Regions from separate parts of the Homo sapiens genome. Here all the other regions are linked to region 1. A link is a loop called in an ENCODE intact Hi-C map of the cell type or tissue named here. Cell type or tissue: GM12878. All regions are shown on one strand.

Region 1 (8,000 bases):
GGTGAGGATGTGAAGGAATTAGAATTCCCATTCACTGCGGGTGAGGATATATAATGGCACAGCCATTTCAAAAGCAGTTTGGAAGTTTCTTAAATGCTTAATATTAATATAGCTATCACGTAACAGAAACATTCCACTCAGATATTTACCCAAGAAAAATGAAATATATGTCTGCAAAAGACTTGTGCATGAGCGTTCATAGCAGCTTCATTTGGAATAGCCCTAGATTGGAAACAACCCAAATGTCCACCAACAGGGGAATGAGTAAGCAAATTGTGGTATATACATTCAATGGAATATTACCCATCAATAAAAAGGAATGGATTATTGAGACAGTCAACATCTTAGGTGAATCTTAAAATAATTACACTCAGTGGAAAAAGCCAGACAAAGAGGAAACACACAGCTAGACCAAAAAAAATACTATAGGATTGCATTTATTTAAAACTTTAGAAAATGCATACTAAACCATAATGACAGAAAGAACAGTGATTACTTGGAAATAATGGAATGATGGAGTGGGGAGAGATGGTCCATTTGGAGACAATTTTTTGTATATGAGATAGACATGATACAGATTGTGAGACCTGAGTTTAAGTATTTGCTGTTGTTGTCATTTTGCATAGGACTATCCAAATGGTGCTGGTACAATTGTTTTCCTATGCAAAACAACAACAGTAACAACAAATACTCAAATTCAGGTCTCACAATTGTATCATGAGATATGGGAAGAATGAATTTCAGAGGGGTACAAGGAAAATTTTTGGAGTGATAGATGACTTTGAAGTGATTGTGGTGATGGTTTTATGAGTGTATTCATAAGCCAAAACTTACCAAATCATACACTTAATATATGTGCATTTTATTGTATGTCAATCACATGTTAATGAAGCCATTTTTAAAATTACGTATGTGTTGATCATGTAAAATGGTGCAGCCACTTTGGCAAACAGTTGAGCGGTTCCTCAGAAAGCTAAATGTGGAGTTGCCATCTAACCCAGAAATTCCACCTTTCCATATCGGCTCAGAAGAAATAAAAACATATGTGCATACTCAGAAATAAACTCGTGCATGAATCTCCATAATAGCCTTTTTTTTTTTTGAGACGGAGTCTCACTCTGTCACCCAGGCTAGAGTGAAATGGTGCAATCTCGGCTCACTGCAACCTCCGTCTCCTGGGTTCAAGCAATTCTCCTGCCTCAGTCTCCTGAGTAGCTGGGATTACAGGCATGTGCCACCACACCAGGCTACTTTTGCATTTTTAGTAGAGATGGGGTTTCTCCATGTTGGTCAGGCTGGTCTCGAACTTCTGACCTCAGATGATCCACCCGCTTCAGCCTCCCAAAGTGCTGGGATTACAGGCATGAGCCACCATGTCCGGCCTGAATATTTGCTCATTTTAAACATAGGACAAATGTGGTGGCCAGGCATGGTGGCTCACACCTGTAATCACAGCACTGTGGGAGGCCGAGACAGGTGAATTGCTTGAGCCCAGGAGTTCAAGACCAGCCCAGGCAACATGGTGAAACACTGTCTCTACAAAAAATACAAAAATTAGCCAGATGTGGTGGCATGCGCCTGTAGTCCCAGCTACTCAGGAGGCTGAAGTGGGAGGATCACCTGAGCCCAGGAGGTTGAGGCTGCAGTGAGCTGTGATTGCACCAGTACCCTCCAGACTGGGCAACAGATCAAGACTCTGTCTCAAAAAAAAAAAAAAAAAAATACACACACACACACACACACACACACACACACACACACACACACACAGTGATTTTTTTGATGCCATGCTTTTTTTTTTTTTTTTTTTTTTGAGACGGAGTTTCGCTCTTGTTGCCCAGGCTAGAGATCTCAGCTAACTGCAACCTCTGCCTTCCGGGTTCAAGCAATTGTCCTGCCTCAGCCTCCCTAGTAGCTGGGATTACACGCACCTGCCACCATGCCCAGCTAATTTTTTGTATGTTTAGTAGAGACGGGGTTCACCATGTTGGCCAAGCTGGTCTCGATCTCCTGACCTCGGGCAATCGATCCGCCTCAGCCTCCCAAAGTTCTGGGATTACAGGTGTGAGCCACCATGCCCAGCTGATGCCATGCTTTCTTAAAATATCATGTGTAAAAGCTTTTAAATAGTCTATTTACAGTTGCTAAGTAATATTTAAGTTCTCTAAAGTCAACTTGAATGTACAAATTACTTTCAAGTCTTGGACAGTTTTTGCCTGTGAGGACTTCCCCATAATCACTAAGAACCTCAGCCCTACTCTGCCCTTGACCTCAGAGTTTCCTTGCCCTCTTGTCGGATTGCTGCCTTGAGAAAGTTCAGACAGAAGCAAGCTTTCTAATCAAGTGCCACCTAATGGTGTGTCAAAATTTGGCTGCCTCAAGTCTTAAATGCACAAATGAATTTTACTGAGTTTGAGGCCAGAATCAAGGACTTATGGTTAGAGGCTGAATGCATGATGGCTGTGTGAATTTGGGGCCTGATGGTGTCTGGCAGTTCATTTTTTCCAAAAGGATGGAGCTGTCTTCTATTTCCTCTTAAATGGAAAAAATTGGCCAGGCAAGTTGGCTCATGCCAGTAATCCCAACACTTTGGCTGGAGGATTGCTTGAGCCCAGGAATTCAAGACTAGCCTGGGCAACATAGGGAGACCCCATCTCTACAAAAAATACAAAAATTAGCCAGGCGTGGTGGCATGTGCCTGTATTAGTCCTAGCTCCTTGGGAGGCTGAGGTGGGAGGGTCTCTTGAGCTTGGAAGGAAGAGGTTGCAGTGAGCCGTGATAAGGAAGAGGTTGCAGTGAGCCGTGATTGCACCACTGCACTCCAGATGGGTGACAGAGGGAAATCCTGTCTCAAAAATAAAATAAAAACATAAAGGGAAAAAAATTATCCTAAAATATTCTATATGGAAAACAAAGAGATAAAAGCTCTGACAGGCATAATGGTCCCACAAAGATCCATGTCCCAATCCCTGCAACCTGTAAGTACATTATGTAACATGCAAAAGGGCCATTGCAGATGTAATTAAGGTGACAGTTCTTAAAATACAGAGATTATTCTGGGTGATCCAGTGAGCCCAGTCTAATCATGTGAGCCTTTAAAAGCAGAGAACTTTCTCCTGCAGGAGGCAGGAGAGATAAGGCAGAAGTCAGAGAGATTCAACGCTTGAGAAGGAGTTAGTGAGCCTTTGCTGGCTTTGAAGGTGAAGGGGCAACGTGACCAGGCGCACAGGAAACCTCAAGAGGCTCAAGGCCAACAGAAAGGAAACGGGACCTCAGCCCTAGCACCACAAGGAGCTGAATTTGACCAACAGCCTGAATAAGCTTGTTAGCAGTTTCCTTCCCAGAGCCTCCAGGAAGTAACAAAGCCCTGCTGCCACCTTGATTTCAGCATTTAGAGACCCTAAGGACAGTACCTTGCCAAGCCCACCCACCAGACTTCTGACTACAGAACTGTGAGAGGCCAGGCGCGGTGGCTCACGTCTGTAACCCCCACATTTTGGGAGGACAAAGCGGGGGAGTAACTTGAGGTCAGGAGTTTGAAACCAGCCTGGGCAACCTGTCTCTATTTATAAAAATCGTTTGTGCGTGTAGAACTGTGAGATAATAAATGGGTGCTGTTTTAAGCTACTAAGTTTGTGGCAATCTGTTACACAGCAATAGAAAACTAATATATGAGCTGCTTGCAAGTAGAGACCCCATGTACTTAAAAGGTTCTCAGATAAGTAAGAGGAATGATTCTTAAATTTTAAAGTTGGGGCTGGGCACGGTGGCTCACATCTGTAATTCCAGCACTTTGGAAGGCTGAGGGAGACAGATCACTTGAGCCCAGAGGTTCAAGACCAGCCTGGCCAACATGGCTAAACCCCGTCTCTGCAAAAAATACAAAAATTAGCCAGGCGTGGTGGTGTACACCTGTAACCTCAGCTACTCTGGGGGCTGAGGCAGGAGGATTGGTTGAACCCCAGAGGCAGAGGTCGCAGTGAGCCAAGATTGCACCACTGCACTCCAGCCTGGGCGACAGAGTGAGAACTGGTCTTGAAAAAAAAAAAATTGGAAGACACATTTAGGGATATAAATAAAAACATGATGGGAGGTATTATATTAGATCACAGAATCAGGACTTTGGGGCTCACATGTTGGCCCTGATGTTGCACTCTGCCGTGGACATGGAACTGGCCTGACAGATTCAGCTATAGTTATAGAAATTCAGAAAGACACAAAGGCTGAAGACAAGTGGGAGATATGGAGCTCTTATTTGTGTCGGCTATCTGCAGGTTCTGTGAGACGGGAACAGTAATGGTGCTGTGTTTTGCCCTCAGCTTGCTGTCACTGGAGTTTTCTACCTACCTTGTACAAAGCCAATCCGTTATCCCCTGCCTCGCAGCATCAGTCCAGTCCTGCACTCGCCAGGAGTATCAAACAGCTGGAAGATGAGGGCACACTTTTCCTCCCTGGGAAAAAAGTCAGTCCTTTCAAGAAGTGAACATACAAGGCCGCTGGTCCCCTTTGAGGGGACAGGACCAAAACAAGAAAGTCATGTCTTGTCATCTGGTGTCTTGTTGTGTAAACCTCCATTCTATCCCATTTCCATAAATTCTTTCAAAGGTTTGAGATGTAGGACAACTGGGGCCTTTTCTCAGTTCGAGTCTTCTAGTTTGAACATTATAATTTAATGTGATTGTTAAGGAGTAAGAATGAAACAATTCCAATGCTACATAAAATAGAGAAATAACGGAAAGTTTCCAGTTTACTTCACAAGCTAACATAACCCTTCCACCAAAACCAGATACATGCACACGTGCGCAAACACACACACACACACACACACACACACCTCAAGCCAGACAGCTTAGTCTCACTTAGGCTATTTATATGGAATTTATAAACACACATCCTAAATGGAATACTAGCAAATTTAATTCATTAGTACAATATACTAAAATAATATTTCATACCCAAGCAGAACCTGTTCCAGAAATGCAAGGATGATCAATATTTTAGAAATGATCAATAGTATATATAGACCGTGTCTGTTTTGTACACTAGTATGGTCCTTGTGTCTGGCACAGTGCCTGGCACACAGTAGCATATAAGTATTTGTTGAGTGACTGAATATTACTATTAATAAGCAGTTCGAAAATAAAATAAGAAGAAAAAGATCTGATGCAAGTACAAATTATAGCAAATATACACGTGTTTGTGTGTTATGTATGTATACACACATCATACATATTCCATACATATACATCTATGTATACATGTATATATGTGTATATGTGTATATATGTATGCATATATACATAAATACATATACATGTGTATATGCATACATATGTGTATATACACATGTGTGCATGCATACGTGTATGTATGTGTATATATGCATATGCACATACATGTGTGCATATGTGTGTATATACATATGTACATGCACATATACATGCATGCACACGCATGTATATGTGTGTATATGCACACACACATATTTCACCCAAGAATAAACTTTTAAAAATGTATATAAGATCTGAATGAAGAATAGAGCAAAAGTTTGCCAAGGTACATAACAGAAGATAAATAAATGCGCAACATGTCACATACCTGTGTGAGAAAAGGCAATAATAAAAGATGTCAGTTCTTTTCAAACTAATTAATAAATGAAATGCAGTGTCCATTAAAATCTCAAAGAGATTTTGGGAGAGACGAGTCAGTAAATTGTTGCAGAAGAAAAGAAATATGAGGGGATTTTGCATAATTATTAAAATCTGTCATAAAACCACAGTAATTAAAACAGATTTGGCATAGAATAGACAGATCAGTAAAATAAAATTTAAAACCTGGAAACAGACTCACATATACACCAGTATTTTGCATATGATAAAGTTAGCATTTAAAATCAGAGAAGGGAAATATTATGCAAGCAAATCATGCTGGAATATTGGTTTCTGTTGGGGAAAATTAAGCTGGAGTCCCCACTGCATGCCAATCATCAAGGTAAAGTTCCAAATAGATCAGTTATTTTTTTAAATACTATAAACAGAATAATGAGAAAATATAGAAAGTGTTTCTATAATCTTGAGTGGTAAAGATTTTTCAAAGCATAATACCTAAAGAAAAATATAAGAGATGCATAGATTTGCCTACATAAAAATTTAAAACTTAAATTTGATTTTTTAAAAAATAACAAGGCAAACCACAAACAGGGACAAGATGTTGGCAGCGTAAAAGATTGACAAAATATTAATAGCCTTAATTTTATTTTATTTTTTATTTTTTTGAGTCGGAGTTTTGTTCCTGTCGCCCAGGCTGGAGTGCAGTGGCACCATCTCGGCTCACTGCAACTTCTGCCTCCAAGGTTCAAGCGATTCTCCTGCCTCGGCCTCCCGAGTAGCCGGGATTACAGGCATGCACCACCACGCCTGGCTAATTTTTGTATTTTTAGTAGAGACTGGGTTTCCCCATGTTGGCCAGGCTGGTTTTGAACTCCTGACCTCCGGTGATCCACCTATCTTGGCCTCCCAAAATTGTGGGATTATAGGTGTGAGCCACCACGCCTGGCCTAATATCCTTAATTTAGAAAACACCCTTGCAAAGCAGAAGGAAAAAGGCATACATTCCATTTGGAAAATGGAAAAAAGGCAATTCACAAAAGAAGAATATGAATAAAAAAGAAATGTTTCTTTTTTTTTTTTTTTTTTCTGAGACAGGGTCTCACTCTGTTGCCCAGACTAGAGTACAGTGGCTCCATCTTGGCTCGCTGCAACCTCTGCCTCCCAGGCTCAAGCAATTCTCCTGCCTCAGCCGCCCAAGTAGATTACACCGTGTGCCACCACACCCGGCTAATTTTTGTATTTTTGGTAGAGACGGGGTTTCACCATGTTTGCCAGGCTGGTCTTGAACTCCTGACCTAAATGTTCCACCCACCTCAGCCTCCCAAAGTTCTGGGATTATAGGCATGAGCCACCACACCCTGCTGAAAGGTTTACTTTCAATAATAAACACAGAAATGCAGATAAAGTAGAAAAAAAATAAATACCTTTTAATATCTCCTGGGTTACCAACAATTTACTTTTTTGTGTGTCTTTTTTTTTTTTTTTCCTTTTTGTGGAGAATTGGGGTCTCACCATGTTGCCCAGGTAGGTCTCAAATTCCTGGACTCAAACTAGCCTCCTGCCTCTGCCTCCCTAAGTGCTGGGATTACAGGCGAGAGCCACTGTGCCTGGTCAGATTATCAACAATTTAAATAATGATAACATAAGCACTGTAAACAAAGACTTCATATATGTAGAAGACAGTCAAGGCTTTAAAAATATGACCTGGAAATACTGTGTGTAGAATTGTTTCTTTTTTCTTTTTTTCAATAACTGGTTTTTGCTTTATTCTGTAGTTCACATAGGACAATCCCAAATTCCACACTTGGTTTCTCTCTTCCGTCTTTGTTATTCTTTCAATGTCTATGTCAACAGAGACTGTTTCTCCCAATAGCATATGCAGCCTCATCCAGGACACACAGGCCCTCAAAGATCCTAGCCCTCTAGCACTGCCACCTGGGCCTCCCAGGTGACCGCACCCATGCCTGTGCTGGGGCTCTGCCCTGGTCCTGTCACCCTGAGGTGTCCTTAGGGCGGGAATGCCAAACAGGCTCCATGTGATGTACCAACTCTGAGTAAATACAAGAGGCTGCCTGGGGCTGAGGGTTGAGAGACAGTCTGTGTCCGGCTTCCATTACAAAGAATGCTGTGATCCATGAGCAATGCCTGCCATGACAATACCCGTTAGAGGTACCTGGAAGGGTGTGGGGTTTGGAGGGAATGGGCTCAGAAAGGGACAAGGTGTGTAGCCCATCCTTGCCTTAGGTAGTTGTTCTGCTACCCAGGCTGTGCCGTCCCACCGGCCAGGTGGCTGAGGAGGAAGTCAAGCCCGCAAAGTTGCAAGTGGCTTCCCCGGGGCCTGCAGGGAACAGCATAAGCTCCAAGCTGGATGGAGTTTCGAAGGGTGCACAC
Region 2 (8,000 bases), 62 kb before region 1:
TCCGGCATCCAGGATAAATGAGGTCACACAAACGAGTTGGAGATGGTAAATGCAGGGGATTTTATTGCCGATGAAAGTGGCTCTCAACAGGAAGGGGAGCTGAAAGGGGGATGAAGCAGGAAGATAATCCCCTGGAGTCCGGTCATCCCCAGCCAGACTCCTCTCCAAAGCTATGCCATCAAGCTGTCCCTCTGAAGTCAAGCCGCTTCTCTCCGATGTCCAACCGTGGTCTACAACATCCAGCTGCTTCTCCTCTTCTTTCTCTGTTGGCTGAGCCTGGGGTTTTTATGGGCACAGGATTGTGGGTGGGGTGGGCCATGGGTGATTTTGGAAAAGGCAACATTTGAGCAGGAAAACAAGGATGTAAGTTCTCACTTTGGGCCATGGTATTAGGCTTTTTGGCTTTAGGATGGGGCGCTCACCAGAGACCTACCCTCTTCTGCCCAGAAATTTGCCTGCCTCCTGTCCCTATCAATAGCACCCATCTAACAACTGATGCATCTATCTTACAACAGAAATGGTCTTGTTAGTTGGAAATACTAAAAGATCCATTGGTTAAAACCCCCTGCTCCCTCTCCACACCAGCAGGAGCCTTTCTACTGGGATTGGAAATAACAGCTGTTGGCTTGACACAGTGGCTCACACCTGAAATCCTAGCACTTTGAGAGGCCAAGGCAGGCGGATCACTTGAGGCCAGGAATTTGAGACCAGCCTGACCAACATGGCGAAACTCTGTCTCTACTAAAAATACAGAAAATTAGCTGGTCATGGTAACATGCACTTGTAGTCCCAGCTACTCAGGAGGCTGAGGCCCTGCCCGTATGGAAAAATTAACAAAATGGATCAAAGACTTAAATGTAAGTACTAAATCAGCCAGGTGTGGTGGCTCATGCCTGTAATCCCAGCACTTTGGGAGGCCGAAGCATGTGGATCACTTGAGGCCAGGAGTTTGAGACCAGCCTGGCCAACATGGTGAAACCCCATCTCTACTAAAAATAGAAAAATTAGCCGGGCATGGCGTTGCATGCCTGAAGTCCCAGCAACTTGGGTGGCTGAGGCAGGAGATTCACTTGAACCCAGGAGGCAGAGGTTGCAGTGAGTCAAGATCTTGCTACTGCACTCCAGCCTGGGTGACAGAGTGAGACCCTGTCTCAAAAAAATTAATTAATTAATTAATAAAATAATTGTCGTTGACTCCTTCCACCTTGGGAATGAATCTCAGGCAGTGGCAACTTTTACATTTACTATGTAGTTTATTTTTCTTCGCTTCATTGCCCAATTAACATATCTTCTTTCTGATTGACACATTCTATATTTGGATGGTTAATATATTCATCCTGTAACTTTCAAGTTTTGCTGGCCTAAGAGTATTTCTGTCTTTTGTGACTTTGCATATCTATATTTTAGTCCACTTTGTGGTAATTTAACTCTCTGAAGGACAATAATTTTCTTTGCATAAATTTCAAGTTTTGGATAAAGTATCACTCCAGCTACCATGTGCTAATTATCTATATCAGTACCAGAGTGCCATGTGTTCCTTTAGCCAGCTAAAAAGATATATGACTACATCATGGATTTTCATGTATAATTTAAAAATGAGTAACCCAAATGTACATAAATTAAATTAAATTAAATTCGTAGTTCCATCTCACGGGTTTAGTGACAGTAACAAATCCCTCCAGCCTCTACAAGCATCGCTCCTTGTTCTATTTGGAGGTCTTAAGCACTTTGTGATATTTGTTCTTTATTTGTCACTGCCCAGCCCTGATAGAACTAATCTTTTCACATTCTTCCTCAAAAGCCCAAGTGCTAGGATTGTACTCTTGGAAATGGATACAATTCTATAATCTCTAAGTATGATTTCCTAATTTCCTAGGTCAGGAAAAAATTTCTTCCTGTTGTCCTGCTGTGCTTTGTCACAGCAGGTCTACCTTTTCATTTGGAACCCTCTTTGTCACTGCCATAGTAACAAATGGAAACATTGAGAACATTTTGTGACAGGCACTGTCATTGTTCCCAGTGAAATCTCTTCCCCTGTGTCTTCCCAGTAAATGAAACTGAGAAGAAAAATCATAACAAATAACATGAAAGAGGACCTAATCAATATGTTCCCACTGGGCTGTCAATACCAGCCTGTGTTAATCTAATATGATTTAGTCATATGTTTTATGGCAGCTGTGGGAATATGGACAGGACCTACAAATCATCTTTAGACTGAAAGTGAGTACACCTTTGACAGATTATGTGTAGGCACTTATATACAACTCTCAGATAAAAGACTAGAGACTTCACCCAAGAACCAACATTCTTAGAATTAAAAAAAAAAAAAAACACCTTCATTAAGTATGGTTAAAAGCCACGTATAGATTAGAAGATTTTACTTTGTTGGTTTTTTTTGTTTTGTTTTCGTTTTTGTTTTGAGATGGAGTCTTGCTCTGTCGCCCAGGCTGGAGTGCAGTGACAGAATCTCGGCTCACTACAACCTCTGCCTTTCAGGTTCAAGTGATTCTCCTGCCTCAGCCTCCCAAATAGCTAGAATTACAGGCATCCGCCATCACGCCTGGCTAATTTTTGTATTTTTAGTAGAGATGGAGTTTTGCCATGTTGGCCAGGCTGGTCTCGAACTCCTGACCTCAGGTGATCCACCTGCCTCAGCCTCCCAAAGTGCTGGATTTACAGGTATGAGCCACTGCACCTGGCCAGAATATTTTATTTGGAATGATAATAAAGTAACTGTGCTGACTCATAATACTTTTTTTGGAGGGGGAGATGGGGTCTCACTCTGTCACCTAGGCTGGAGTGCAACAGCACAATCATAGCTCACTGCAGCCTCAAACTCCTGGGCTCAAGCCATCCTCCCACCTCAGTCTCCCGAGTAGCTGGGACTACAGGGTTTTTAAAAAATGTTTTTGTAGAGACAGAGTCTCACTCTGTTACCCAGTCTGGTCTTAAACTCTTGGCCTCAAGCAGTCCTCCTGCCTAGGACTCCCAAAGTGCTGGATTACAATTGATTAAAATGACAATTCATTTGGGATTACAGACATGAGCCACCACCCCCAGCCAGAATACTCTTTATTTTAAAAATCCTCACAACAGCTTCAGCAGAGAAAATGTATTACCCTTAAAAATATTACCTATAATATGCAAATGACTCTGAAAACCACTCAGCAATCACAATGCAAATAATTCTCCTATTTCCCATCTAATAAAAAGGAACACTAATTACATTCTCTAGGCTGGGAGCAGTGGCTCACACCTGTAATCCCAGCACTTTGGGAGGCCAAGGCAGGTGGACAGCTTGAGCTCGGCAGTTCAAGACCAGCCTGGACAACGTGGCAAAACCCCATTTCTACCAAAAATAAAAAAATTAGCTGGGCATGGTGGCATAAGCCTGTGGTTCCAGCTACTCCGGAGGCTGAGGTGGGAGGATTGCTGGAGCCTGGGAGGTCGAAGCTGCAGTGAGCTGTGATTGCACCCCTGCACTCCAGGCTGGGTGACAGAGCAAGACCCTGTCTCAAAAACAAACAAAAAACAATTTCATTCTCTAATTCATGTTTAGAAAAGAACATTGGTTTACAAAAAATTTTTAAAGAGTTTTTTCAGAACAAGGATGCCACTTCCTCTTCATGTGGCACCTATCTATACTTCTGAGAACCATGAAGACTCTCTAATTATCTTCATATTTTCTATCCTCACCTTGTTTCTTTGGTCCCAAACATTTATAGCTTCCTTCCCCATTCTTCTTAATTGCTGCTTCATTGTGCTATGCATAGAAGTGGTGCAGAATTCTTGGGATTTGTTTTTTCTACACTACCCCCTTCCTTTGCTCTCCATCTCAGAAGACTAGAAGACAACTTGGTAAGTGTTGAATATATTGTTTCTCAGACTTCTTCACTCAAAAACCAAAACCTTCATATGACCCACATCTGCTGAGGATTTACTTGATGGTGACCAAGATGACAGCTGCCCACTGCTAAACAACCCAATGTCAACAACTCTTTTTCTTGTCTTTCTGCTCTAATGGGACATCTTCTCTGTTTTATTTCTTGAACAGAAATTTTTCTTAAAACCATCAAATGAACAGTGAAATTGGCTTGGTCATTAGGAATATGAAACAGACCAGGCATGGTGGCTCACACCTGTAATCCCAACACTTTGGGAGGCAGAGGCAGGAGGATCACATGAGGCCGGGATTTCAAGACCAGCCTGCACAGCACAGTGAGACCCCAGTCTCTACAAAAAAAAAAAAAAAAAAAAAAAAAAATAGCCAGGCAGGGTGGCATGTGCCTGTAGTCCCAACTACTCAAGAAGCTGAGGTGGGAGGATAGCTTGAGCCCAAAAGGTTGAGGCTGCAGTGAGCTGAGGTCACGCCACTGCACTACAGTCTGGGCAACAGGGGGAGACCCTGTCTCTACAAAAAAAAAAAAAAAAAGGATATGAAACATTCACCACAGATAGTAGTTCAGGTTCATGCAACAGAAAGCAAGAGAGAGCTATACCCTTGCACAGTGATAGGATGCTTTATTACATGCCACACTAGTGTTATACATCCAGAGTCTTAGTCAAGCTGAAGCTAGACCAGCACCAAATTTCATAAACACTGTCTATGATTATTTGAGCCTTCGTTAGTTAAAAAAATGTAAAGATTATCCTCTCCAGCCATGATTTAAAAAAAGAGAGAGAGAAATCACTTTGTTCATGTGAAATACAGGATGATTTTAGAGTGAAGCCTGTAATTTCTCATCAACGCAAATGTTCCCTCAAAGACCTAATATCCTGAATGGCCTTCATCTAGAAGCAATTGTAAATAGATAATGGAATTGAAAGGAGTTTATCTTCTGGGAATGTGGATAAGACACAGACAGTCTGAACCATGTAGGCTATCAGACTCCAAAGCTCAGATGTGAAACTTAGGTTTCTTATATTTGATGATTATTGAGAAATATTTATTCTAAGAAAATGATGTTGATATGGAAATTTTTATTTAGTTGCAGAGGTCCACAGGAAATGTAGTAAGTAAAATTTCTGAAGTTCATTTTCTTAAACAGAATTGTGACATAACAAAATATATGTGTGTTAGTTCCCTGACCTAGAATATTGGTGAGCCAATTGGAAGTAATTTGAATCCTAAAATTCTCTCAGCTGCTATTAAATGAATCTGGTCAATTTTACCTGTCTGATACATCCAACATGTATCAGTTAGCTTTTACTGCATAACTAACCACTTTCAAAACCTAGTTACCTAAAATAACAACTCATTTATTTAGCTCCACAAATCTGTGGGTTGACAGCTGGGCCTGTGCTTACCTGGACAGTTCCTCTGGCCTTAGAGTGTTGAGAGATTAAGTAATTTGCCCAAGGTCATATTGAAAGCTAAGATTCAAACTCAAAATTTGGCCTCAAAGTTCTTAGCCCTAGCCATTTTGCTATACTCCCTTTTATTACTACAACATCTTAGCTTCCTCTCTAAAGGAGGAGAAATAGCCAAAGTGGTTTTATAAACACTGGTCTGTCGACTGGTACCAGTCTATGACATAAGAGTTTTCATCAGTCAGTATCAAAATGTAAAAAGGCAGGGGCAAGAAAGTAAATTTCCATAAAACTAAATGTATTCAGTTTTAAATCTTGCCCTTCCTACTTTGAGGGAGTTCAGTTTTCTTTCTTTATGAATAATGTTGGTAATAGTGGATTTTTTAAAAATGTTCTTATCTAGCAGAATTAAAGTTTGCCAGCTCTGTGTTTATCCCTAAAATCTTTTGGGCAAGTTTCAATGTTCTGTGAAATCCCAAAGTCTGGGATTCACTGATCAACCATATTTTTTCATAAATTCTACAAAATTATTTGGCCTTTTTTTTTTAATGCCAGTAAAAAATTACTGATGACGTGAATGCCATTCATGTTGGGCTTTTCTAATATCTGGCCCACTTCTTCATATAAAGAAGATGAGTATAGGCCAGGCGCAGGGGCTCACACCTGTAATCCCAGCACTTTGGGAGGCTGAGACAGGTGGATCACTTGAGGTCAGGAGTTCGAGACCAGCCTGACCAACATGATGAAACCCTATCTCTACTAAAATACAAAAATTAGCAAGGTGTGGTGGTGGGTGCCTATAATCCCAGCTACTCAGGCTGAGGCTGGAGAATCGCTTGAACCCAGGAGGCGGAGGTTGCAGTGAGCTGGGATGGCACCACCACACTCTAGCCTGGGCGACACAGCAAGACTCCATCCCAAAAAACAAAATAAAAAGTAAAGAAGACAAGTATAGAACTGTAAGTTCTATACTTACTGTAAACAGATGAGTACAGGCCGGGCACGGTGGCTCACGCCTGTAATCCCAGCACTTTGGGAGGCCAAGACGGGCAGATCACGAGGTCAGGAGATCGAGACCATCCTGGCTAACAAGGTGAAACCCCGTCTCTACTAAAAATACAAAAAAATTAGCTGAGTGTGGTGGCAGACGCCTGTAGTCCCAGCTACTCGGGAGGCTGAGGCAGGAGAATGGCGTGAACCTGGGAGGCAGAGCTTGCAGTGAGCCGAGATCGCACCACTGCACTCCAGCCTGGGCGACAGAGCAAGACTCCATCTCAAGAAAAAAAAAAAAAAAATGATGAGTACAGAGCAATAAGTATAATATGATGTGATTTGTATTTTGTTAAAAATGGTCTTATGTGTGTATGTTGTAGGTATACTTATAAAAGCATATAAAAGTTCCAGGAAGAAACACTCCAAACAGCTAACAGTGGATGTACTGGGAGGTGGCTGAATGAAATAATCACTTTCTACTCTGTATGTCTGAATTTTTTTTTTTTTACAATGTGCCCTTATTGGCTTTGTAATTAGTGTAATCTTTAAATAAATAAAATCACATGTGTGTAGCACTGATGCAGAGCCTAGCCAACCTTAGTACCTAGCAGAAATCTTCACTGTGGTAAATAAGTCATCAGACACAGCATTTCAAACTATACGATAATTTACATAAAACATAACCTCTGATGTTTTAAGGCTACTTATCAGCAAAGGTCTGAATAAAACAAAATTAGCAGCATGATTGTCAAATTAACAGCTACTCTCTCTTCAGATATATAAGTTCTGAAACCAGGGGTATAAACACAGGCTTTTAATTTATTTTTCATTTAATTATCCAATTAACGTTGACATTTTATAGAATTTAGATATATTTCTAGCCCACAAAGTAAATGGCAAATTAAAAACTGATTTCTGTCATCAAATGCTCTTAAAATTTTAGAACCATCATGCTATGAGAAATTTTCAGTTGATCAAATGTAGGTTTTTGAATTGAGTTAAATAATAACAAAATGATCCTTCTTATGAATTAGGGCATAAGCACAGCTTCACATAAACAATGTTACCATCATCTTATCCCAGCAGCTATTACTTTGCCCCATTGAATCTTTTGTTTTTAACTATATCATTTAGAGTGTTTGTGCTGAAAGGAAAATTTTAAAAAATCATATTTTCTGGTTTTCAGTTTCCAGTAGTGAAACTCTTTTCAAATGAGATCTTATCTGAATCAGAATGAAATGAACCCACAAAAATTAAAAATTAAAAATGTTTTTAAGAAAGAATGAAATGAGATTAAACAAACTCCCATTTGTCCCTATCCACATTTTATTTGGTGGCTCATGATGTCACGTAGGAAAACCATGACCTATTCAAAAGCCCCTATTTGATGAATGAAGAAAGTAAGGCCCAAAGAAAGGTAAGATGAGTTGTCCAAGGGAGTTAATTGCAAATACGAGACAAGAAGCCAGATTACTGAATTCATGAAGCAGCAGTTACTTGTGTTCATAATCCAAATGAAAGTTGTCAGTTAAGGCTGAGCGCAGCAGCTCATGCCTGTAATCTCAGCACTTTAAGAGGCCGAGGTGGACAAATCACTTGAGGTCAGGAGTTCGAGACCACCGGCCAACACAACATGGTGAAACCCCGCCTCTACTAAAAACACAAAAAATTAGCCAAGCCTGATGGCGGGCACCTGT
Region 3 (8,000 bases), 320 kb before region 1:
TCTAGTTATTATGACTACAAATGATGCAATTGTTCCTGATTACACAAATAATGTATTTATGTCTTTATTGTTGGCATGTAATGGAAGACATAATAAGTCTGCTTTGATCTCTTGCTCTTACCTATTTCTCTATTGCAAGTGTTATAAAGAGTCTTTTAAGCTTTTGCTCATATATATAAATATATATATACATACATTTATATATACACACACATACATATATACACACACACACACACACACACACACACACACATATATGTAATGCTACCGTGTTTGAGGGTCATGAGGGTCAGTTTTTTGAAATACCAGTTTTTTTCTGATTTAGGTGGATGACATGGTACGTGAAGCTTAAAAAAAAATTTGGTAAATTGGTATGAAAAAATGAGAGGACAACGTTTTTCCTTTCTGGTACTTAGCAGGAAGGCAAGTTCTTGTATGAACCCATATTTCCTGTTACCCATTTTCAGACCAATATTGGTTTCTCATCTATATAATAGGGATCTTTTGACTCTAACCTCTTAAATCTATCATGTGTTTTCTTTCTTCACCTTGGAAATAGCTTCTTGAAGCCCCAGACTTCTAGAGCACATTCATATTAACTAACATTGTCCTGGTTTACTAGTTAGGGATATTAGTAAATCCTAAATAGTTGAAGACGTTCTGAAAGATATATTGCTGCTTTTTAAAAATTTATTTATCTTGTTCTCTATACGGATTTCTGGCACAAGGTTGGTTTTTGTTTTTGTTTTTGTTTCTGTTTTTTTTTTGTCAATTGTGGTAAGTCCATGGATGCTTTTCTCTATAACTTTCCCATTTTCCCTTATCACACCGTCACTGCAAACATCTAATTTCTGTCCAGTCTCTCAACTCTTTTCAGCTCTGCTGTCCTAACTAATCATTTTTTGTATTCATCTTTCAAAGTATTTGTTTCTGTCTTCATTCTATAAGTAACAAGATTATTTAAGGTTATTTTGTATTACAGAAATAGTAAAAATCAAATAAAATATCAAATGTAGAATAGTCCACCAAAAATATTTTATTTCATCTTTTCCAGAGAGGTACACATATAATAAAGTAAATGAGCATTATATATTTTATTATTAATCCTCAATAATATATTTTTCACAGGTATGTTGCTTCTTGTAAGTTTACCTTTTTTAATGTGAAAACTACAATAAACTAAATTAAATTTTAAAAATATTTTACTTACTAAAGTCAACTGATGTTTTCCTGGTAGATTGATAGGCTTCTTGTGGTAGCTTTTAATCATTTGCAAGTTTTGAGCCCATTTCTAAAACTTTTCTCATTGTAAATATGTATTTCCTTTCTTATATTAACTGAGAATTTGTTTTTATAAAAATAAAGTGGGGAATCAGACTCAAGGTGAAATGTTGTAGACTTAGTGCCAGCAATAAGCAGAATTATTTAAAATCATTCAAATATCTTTAATTCCCTTGTTGTCTTTTTCAAAAACTGTACATTTTAACTACATTAATATAACGGAAGACTTTTTAAGGCTTAGTTTTCCTTTATAGATATTCCCTAATTTCATTTTTATTTCAGTCTGTCAGGGTTGTGAATGTGATGTTTTAAGGTACACTGTAGTGTTTTCACATCCTCAGATGAACTGAATTGGGACAATACTTTGTAGGAAGTTTTTTAATATAGTATGTAGACACATTGGTAAAAATCAGTATGTCCACTGGCTTATTAGTTTCACAGATGCTTCCATAATTCTTAGTGTACTCTTGGGTATTTTAAATTATCATTTCCTGACAGCAATCCTGAAACATGCCAGTCTTTTAAAGCCTTATTTCTGAGAACTAAAGCAAGGCATCAGCGAACCATATCTGACATGCCATGTTAATTTCCATAACTATCATTTCTGGGAGGTGGTAGGATTTCTAAGGCATGGAGAATCTCAGTAAATCTACTTTAAAAAAAAAAAAAGCAAAATATCTGTTTTATTACTGGGTTTCCATTCACGAGCCCTGACTGCTTCATTCCCACTTAAATAATTTCAAAAATAGTGATAAGCATATTTTTTCTCTTATAGATTATTAAATATTTACTCACGTGCACAATATATCAAAACATATTTTGAATTCTATATTCTTAGTGTTGGGTGTTCATGTTGTGAATGAAAACCTCATTCTGTTATCTCATAGCATATTTATATATACAAATAATTTTTGCCTTAAGTAGGAAAGAAACAGCTAAAAGATACATAGGTTATTTTGCTTTTTAAAATTTTAGCAAACTATTCTGTGAATCTTTTGTGTGTTTGGGGCTGTTTGTAGAGGAAAATTTCATCAAGCAACATTTTGGGAACATTGGCCTTTTGTACTCTTTCCTAAATAAACAGAAACTTGTACTCCCCAAAATAAAATGTTTCTTTGTATATTGTTACCTGCAAGTTATTGATAATGGAAGGAACACCTTTTCAATCCTTAGTCCCCTTTCCCCCAACACAGCTTTTAGATTGTCGATAAACTTCCCAGCTCAGTAATTAACTGAGCTCAGTCATTGCACCCTGTATCATGTGATTTTTTTTTCCAGTGGAATACATTATTAGAGCACTTACACAGCCAGTCTAGCTGCAGCAGCCCAGGCGGCAACAGCAGTGCCATTTTTCACAAAGAAAATGTTGAACAGGAGCCAAATGTTTGGTGGCAGTCTGTTGCTAGGAAATCAAGGTCCTGAGGCGATTAATGACAAAGCAAGCAATAACAAGAAGGCAGAATTACAGATTTAAAAGAGAAAAAAGTGGTTGGTGTTATAATTACCCAAAGAAATCCGCACTCATTAAATTGGCTGTTTTTATGATTGACTTTAATTGGAGGTTAGCTCAGATATTTAGCTCCTTTCCCACCCCTTTAAACACACACAGGCACATAATCTGTAGAACTGCAGACTTGTTTTTCTAAGCATTGAGAGGAGCTTGCCCTGTAATTTGATCCCCACTGACAGATGCATTTTCTATGCTGCCATTTTGAATTAACCTATTGTAGAACAATTTTCTTCAGCCCTGTTGAATAAAACATCCAGTCTGATTACCTCCGATGGATTTGATAGAGTAAAAGAATGTACTTCTCATTGAAGTAGATTGTTTGCATGGACTCTACTGATTGTGAACTCTGCCAGTAAGCACAATCATTTGTAATAAATTTTCAAAGAAATTTGTGAGGAAAAGGTAATGAGAGTCACCCTTTTATAGTTTAATGTTTGGCACCTCCATCAAAATAATATAATTCTTATAAGACAGTGTTATTTTTCCAGTAAGCTTTTCACGTGGTTTTAGAAAAAATTTCTGAATCTTCATTTGGACTATTCATATATTTAGGAATAGAGTCTTGTATTTACACTCTAAAATGACCATTCTTCCTCCCCAACAACAGTATTTTAGTGCAAGACTCAATATGCAAAGCACTCTATTGCAAAAATATTTTTGGTATGTACAATATTTAAAGTGATTTTAAGATTGGCCTATTTCAGTCTTTGAAGTATTTCCCCCCCCCAAAAATCCCTTATTTAAATTTTTTAGGGTGTGATAAAGCATATTACTAGAAAAGCATCAATCGGTCTTTCAGGTACAATACCAGAGGAACCATCACAGTTTATTTACCTTTCAGAAGCTTTAAAAATAAAGTTACATGATGCCTCTGCTCTCCAGATTTCTAATCAAACCCTGGAACAAAAGAGCCAAGCACATTCTATCTGACAATGCACACACTGCTAATCAGATGCCAATGCCAAGCTGTCTGCTTTGTTAAATACTTAGCTTCCTAGAGGCAGGAAGACAGCTGCTATAAGTATGATGAAATTTTGTAGTTCAATCTATTTTTGCTACCCTTGGGCTACCAAGATACTGTTAATTTAGACCACCCCAATTGGTACATTTTAGGGAGTTTTTTAAAGAGTTTGTAATTAAAATGATAAAACATCGTTATTACATTGAAGACCTTCTGTAAGTTTTACATTTGGCAGATACCTACTGAGATAACCCCAGCATGTAATTTACAATGATGTAATGGTTGTAATTGCATTTTAGAAAAAAAGAACTATAGGAGGCAAGTGCTTCCATTAGAAGAGTTTTTAAATCTGCTTCTGTTTCATTTAAATCTACTTCTATCCCCAAATTACTTACTTATAATTGACTAGAGCAGCTATAAACCTTAAGATGCTATCTGAATATTTTTAAAAAGTTATCACCCCAGACACTGCCACCAGGGGGAGGAAGCTAAAATCTTAAAGTTCTTAACTGATGATGATACTGCCAGTAGGTAGATTATATTGCTTAGCCCTACATAGTTAACTACTTCCTCCAGATAATACCGCCTTTTGGGACATGATTCTCACAACCTGTAATATGTGATACCTGTAGACTTAGCACACTATTAATTGTAAATAAAATGGAAACTTTCGTACTCTGGTGGTTGGGGTCAGGAAGGGGAAAGAGGAAGTACAAATAAGCAACCTGGACATTTTTATTGTTTTTCTCTTATCTGTTAGTCTACTTGAAGAGCTATCCTTGAAAGTGAGTGCTTTAGATCTATGAAACTGGGCAGCTATCATAGCACATCTATTAAGATCTAATAATCACATAATTAATGTAGCAAAATGAATAGACTGTAAGGTAGTTTTCTATTTTTTGTTACTACACTGTGGTTTTGTTTTTAATAAATAGTTTTGGCTTTATTTTAAACAATTAAAAATTCAAAATATTTTTATGACCAAAGCTTGTAGGTTCTATCCCTGGAAAATATTTTATAAATGCAGAAAATAGTTGCTTAGGATTGGAATCCAACTCTGTTTACCATGAACAACTTAAAAGTTGATCTCATAATCTTGCATGTTGTGGAATAATACCACGAAAAAGTTAATTAAAGAATTTAGATGTTTGTTCTCCTGTCTAGAACTCAATAACTTTTAAGTAGTAACTCTCCCTACAGTTTAACTGTTAAACAGTAACTCTTCTGACAGTTTTAGGTTTTATTCTGTGAAGACTCATGATTTTTAATTTTTGCATCTTAATTTTTCAGTTATTTCAGGTATTGAAATTACAAACGACGGGAAAGAAAAGTGGTTGACTAAAAAGGGGATACAAAAGGCAATTTTTAGGGCGATGTACTGTTCTGTATGGTACTGTGGTGGTGGATACATGATACTATGCATTTGTTAAAGCCCAAAGAACTGTACATCACAAAGGGTTAATTTTAATGTATGCAGGTTTTTTAAATGTTAGGGATTTCAGGATAGAATGCAAGCTGTAACAAATGAATCTAATTGTATTACAAATGTATGGCATAACTTCACTGAATGGGTGGGGGAAAAGGAGCTGACCTAAGTAACTTTGGAAAATGGTGTTTTGATTGGACAATGTAAAGCTAAAGACTAAGGAACACTATAGAAACACTCTATTCTAGTTGGTAAATTTGTTTCTCATAACGGTATGGGTGAACAGTTCTGAACCTCTTTACATGTATCCTGGGGTTGAACAAATAAGTAAATGGATGATGAATGGTGGAAGCTAGGTTTCTCACTGTCAGGAAGGGATGTTACAGATAAATAAACAAGAGGGGAGAGCCAGAATGAAACCTGTGGTACTGGATTAGAGTTGGAGATATAAGTATTTACTCATGTTTAGCTTAATATATGCAGATGGATAGATGCAGAAATAATTATAGATGCATGTGTATATGTGGATTAGTATACATGCATATGTTTCCTAGCTGTGTTTACTGAGAAGGCCTAGAAGCAGTGATATCCCAGTAGCCACAAACACATCTAACGCTCACATCCTGGTTTGTAAATCCTATTCTCCAATAAAAGGATCCAGGACTCCTTTTAAATATGACTGATTCTGGGGCTGGTGATGGGAAAATACAACATAAGCATGGAATATCTTGTAGTGCCAGAAGGCAAGAGATTTCTTAAAAATAATAAAGATTAAGCATGCCAAAAGGGACACATGAGCCAATGTGAAAGAACTCCGAGTGGCCGTAGCTGGAATAATTAGAGCAACAAAATAAAACATGTAGCATTGGATTAAGGATAAATTATTGAGTAAATATACATGAGTTCACAGTGTTATGTATAAATTGTATAAATAAGTAAATGGAGGAGAAGAGATAAATCTCCCTGACAGAAGAATTCCAAATAACATATTGCCCCCTCCAGAAGGGGGATCCTACTTCCCTTCTCCTTGAGAGTATGAGCTGGATTGAGTGAGTCATATCCAAAAATTGAGTTTGGAAGACAGCGAAATACTGACTTGACTATTTCCATTGGAGAAAGCTGGTAAACAACTATGTTAACTAAGTGATCAAGGTTAACATCACAAATGGGAAGTCATGCTGATGTGAAGAGGTGGAAACTTCATCTCTCTGATATTCTTTCCCTAAACCTGTAGCCTCAATCTAATCATTAGGAAAACATCAGACAAATCCCAACTGATGGACATTCTACCACATAAGTTGAGCATTCCTGAAAACTGTCAAGGTTGTGAACAATGAAGAAAGACTATGAACATCTCACTGACAAGAAGAGACTACAGAGTCATGACAACTAAATGTTACATAGTTTCCTGGATCAGGTCCAGAATAGAAATAGGATATTAGTGTAAAAACTGGTGAAATCTAAATAAAGTCTTGACTTTAGTCAATAATCCACCAACATTGGTTTCTTGGTTTGGCCAAATGTACCACAGTAATGTAAGATGCTAAGATAGTGACATTAGAACAAATTGGATGAGGGGTACATAGGAAGTCTGTATATTAAACTTGCAATTTTTCTGTATATCTAAGTTCCCAAATATAAAATAAATTTATTTGAGGTTGATCAATGGGCTGACTATATTGACAAGATACTGATAGGTTACATGTTGAAGAAAACATACAATATAAAATAGAGAAAAAGTCAGTTCCATCCCTTCCCACTCCCCCTTTACCTACCTGCTCCCCAGTACTCATCATTGTGATTTAGTCAGAACAGGGTTTAGTGCCAGAGGTCAGGGTGACTGAGGGTGGAGGAGTTGTGAGCAATGGGTTCATGGCTGTCACAATAATGCTGTGGCAATTCTATGGTTTCCCAGCTGGGAGTTAGGAGTGGGGAGGGGGCTGCAGCCTGATGACAGCCAGCTGAAGGAAGAGCTACCTCTCCCTTCCCTAGCTGCTCATCACCTGAACCCAAGACCACGCCAAACAAGATATGGATGTAGATGCTCTTGCTGAGTCTGTTCCGCAAGAGGGAAAGAAAGGGTAGCTGCTCCAAACACGCCGTCCTCATATACAAGGGTGAGGGGAACAGAAGCATGTGGCTGCTACCAGCAAAGGAAAAGTAGGAGAGCAATAGAAAGGGGAGGAAATGGGAAGAGCAGAAAATCAATATTATTTAAAAAGTGACCTAAGACTTAAAATTGAATTAGTATTTGTACAGAAAGATGCAGGTGGAATAACTCACTCTGGCCTGTGATCAAAATTATATGGAGAAATCATGGTGGGCCCCTTCCTCTGTCCCCAGTGGTGGCACCAGTTGCTGAGTGTGATTAGTTAGAATGGATTCCAGTCTAGTCGTTCAGGCAGAGGAAGTAGTTGCAGTGGGCAGGCAAGAGGGGCTCAGTTGCTGCAGCACTGGCTCTTGCTGGCTGGGTGGTTCTTCTGGAGGTCCGTACCTCAGTTTTGGCCTGGAGCACCAGGTGCACTCTGGGGCTTATTAGGAATCTTCTTAGCTCTCGCCGTGTAAACTTCATTCACGTTCATTGCAGTCTTTACTGATGTCTCCATAGTCAACTGTCGTCGTCTGCATAGTCCTGTGCTTCGTGGAATTCTGGGGCTTTCTTGCTGGCCAGGTCTGCCTTGTTACCCACAAGTACAGTGACAATGTTGGGGCTGGCCTGCCTCTCTAGCTCCTTCACCCATTTCTTGGCTGGTGCAAATGTATCTTTTTTGGTGATTTCATAGTACATGGGGGCTGGGCTATGATACCGCTCCTGTCCA

The links. A loop is a pair of places that touch in the nucleus more often than their neighbours do. Peaks named below come from ENCODE experiments on the same cell type or tissue, not always from the same donor. Only the 100,000 strongest peaks of a DNase experiment are listed, where the experiment ranks them.
Region 2: a loop joins it to region 1, with 2.5 times the contacts of the local background. A loop is called at or near these places in 3 of 110 quality-filtered maps.
Region 3: a loop joins it to region 1, with 18 times the contacts of the local background. A loop is called at or near these places in 2 of 110 quality-filtered maps.

Annotation. Positions count from the first base shown.
Region 1 is chr10:74,735,949-74,743,948 of GRCh38, forward strand. It overlaps the pseudogene FAM32CP. Among named protein-coding and RNA genes, the nearest start is that of KAT6B, 87 kb to the right of the region's middle. RefSeq lists an enhancer at 3,373-3,462. In GM12878, CTCF peaks have their summits at 2,352 (motif pointing left) and 3,118; DNase peaks (open chromatin) are centred at 2,303 and 3,273; H3K4me3 peaks cover 297 bases; H3K27ac peaks cover 1,966 bases.
Region 2 is chr10:74,673,729-74,681,728 of GRCh38, forward strand. The region is part of intron 10 of ADK (adenosine kinase); the gene reads left to right. Among named protein-coding and RNA genes, the nearest start is that of ADK-AS1, 150 kb to the left of the region's middle. In GM12878, no CTCF peak of the experiment used is centred here; a DNase peak (open chromatin) is centred at 4,463; H3K4me3 peaks cover 476 bases; H3K27ac peaks cover 3,350 bases.
Region 3 is chr10:74,415,811-74,423,810 of GRCh38, forward strand. The region is part of intron 6 of ADK (adenosine kinase); the gene reads left to right. It also overlaps the pseudogene RAB5CP1. Among named protein-coding and RNA genes, the nearest start is that of ADK-AS1, 110 kb to the right of the region's middle. RefSeq lists an enhancer at 2,197-3,432. In GM12878, a CTCF peak has its summit at 4,238 (motif pointing right); a DNase peak (open chromatin) is centred at 4,401.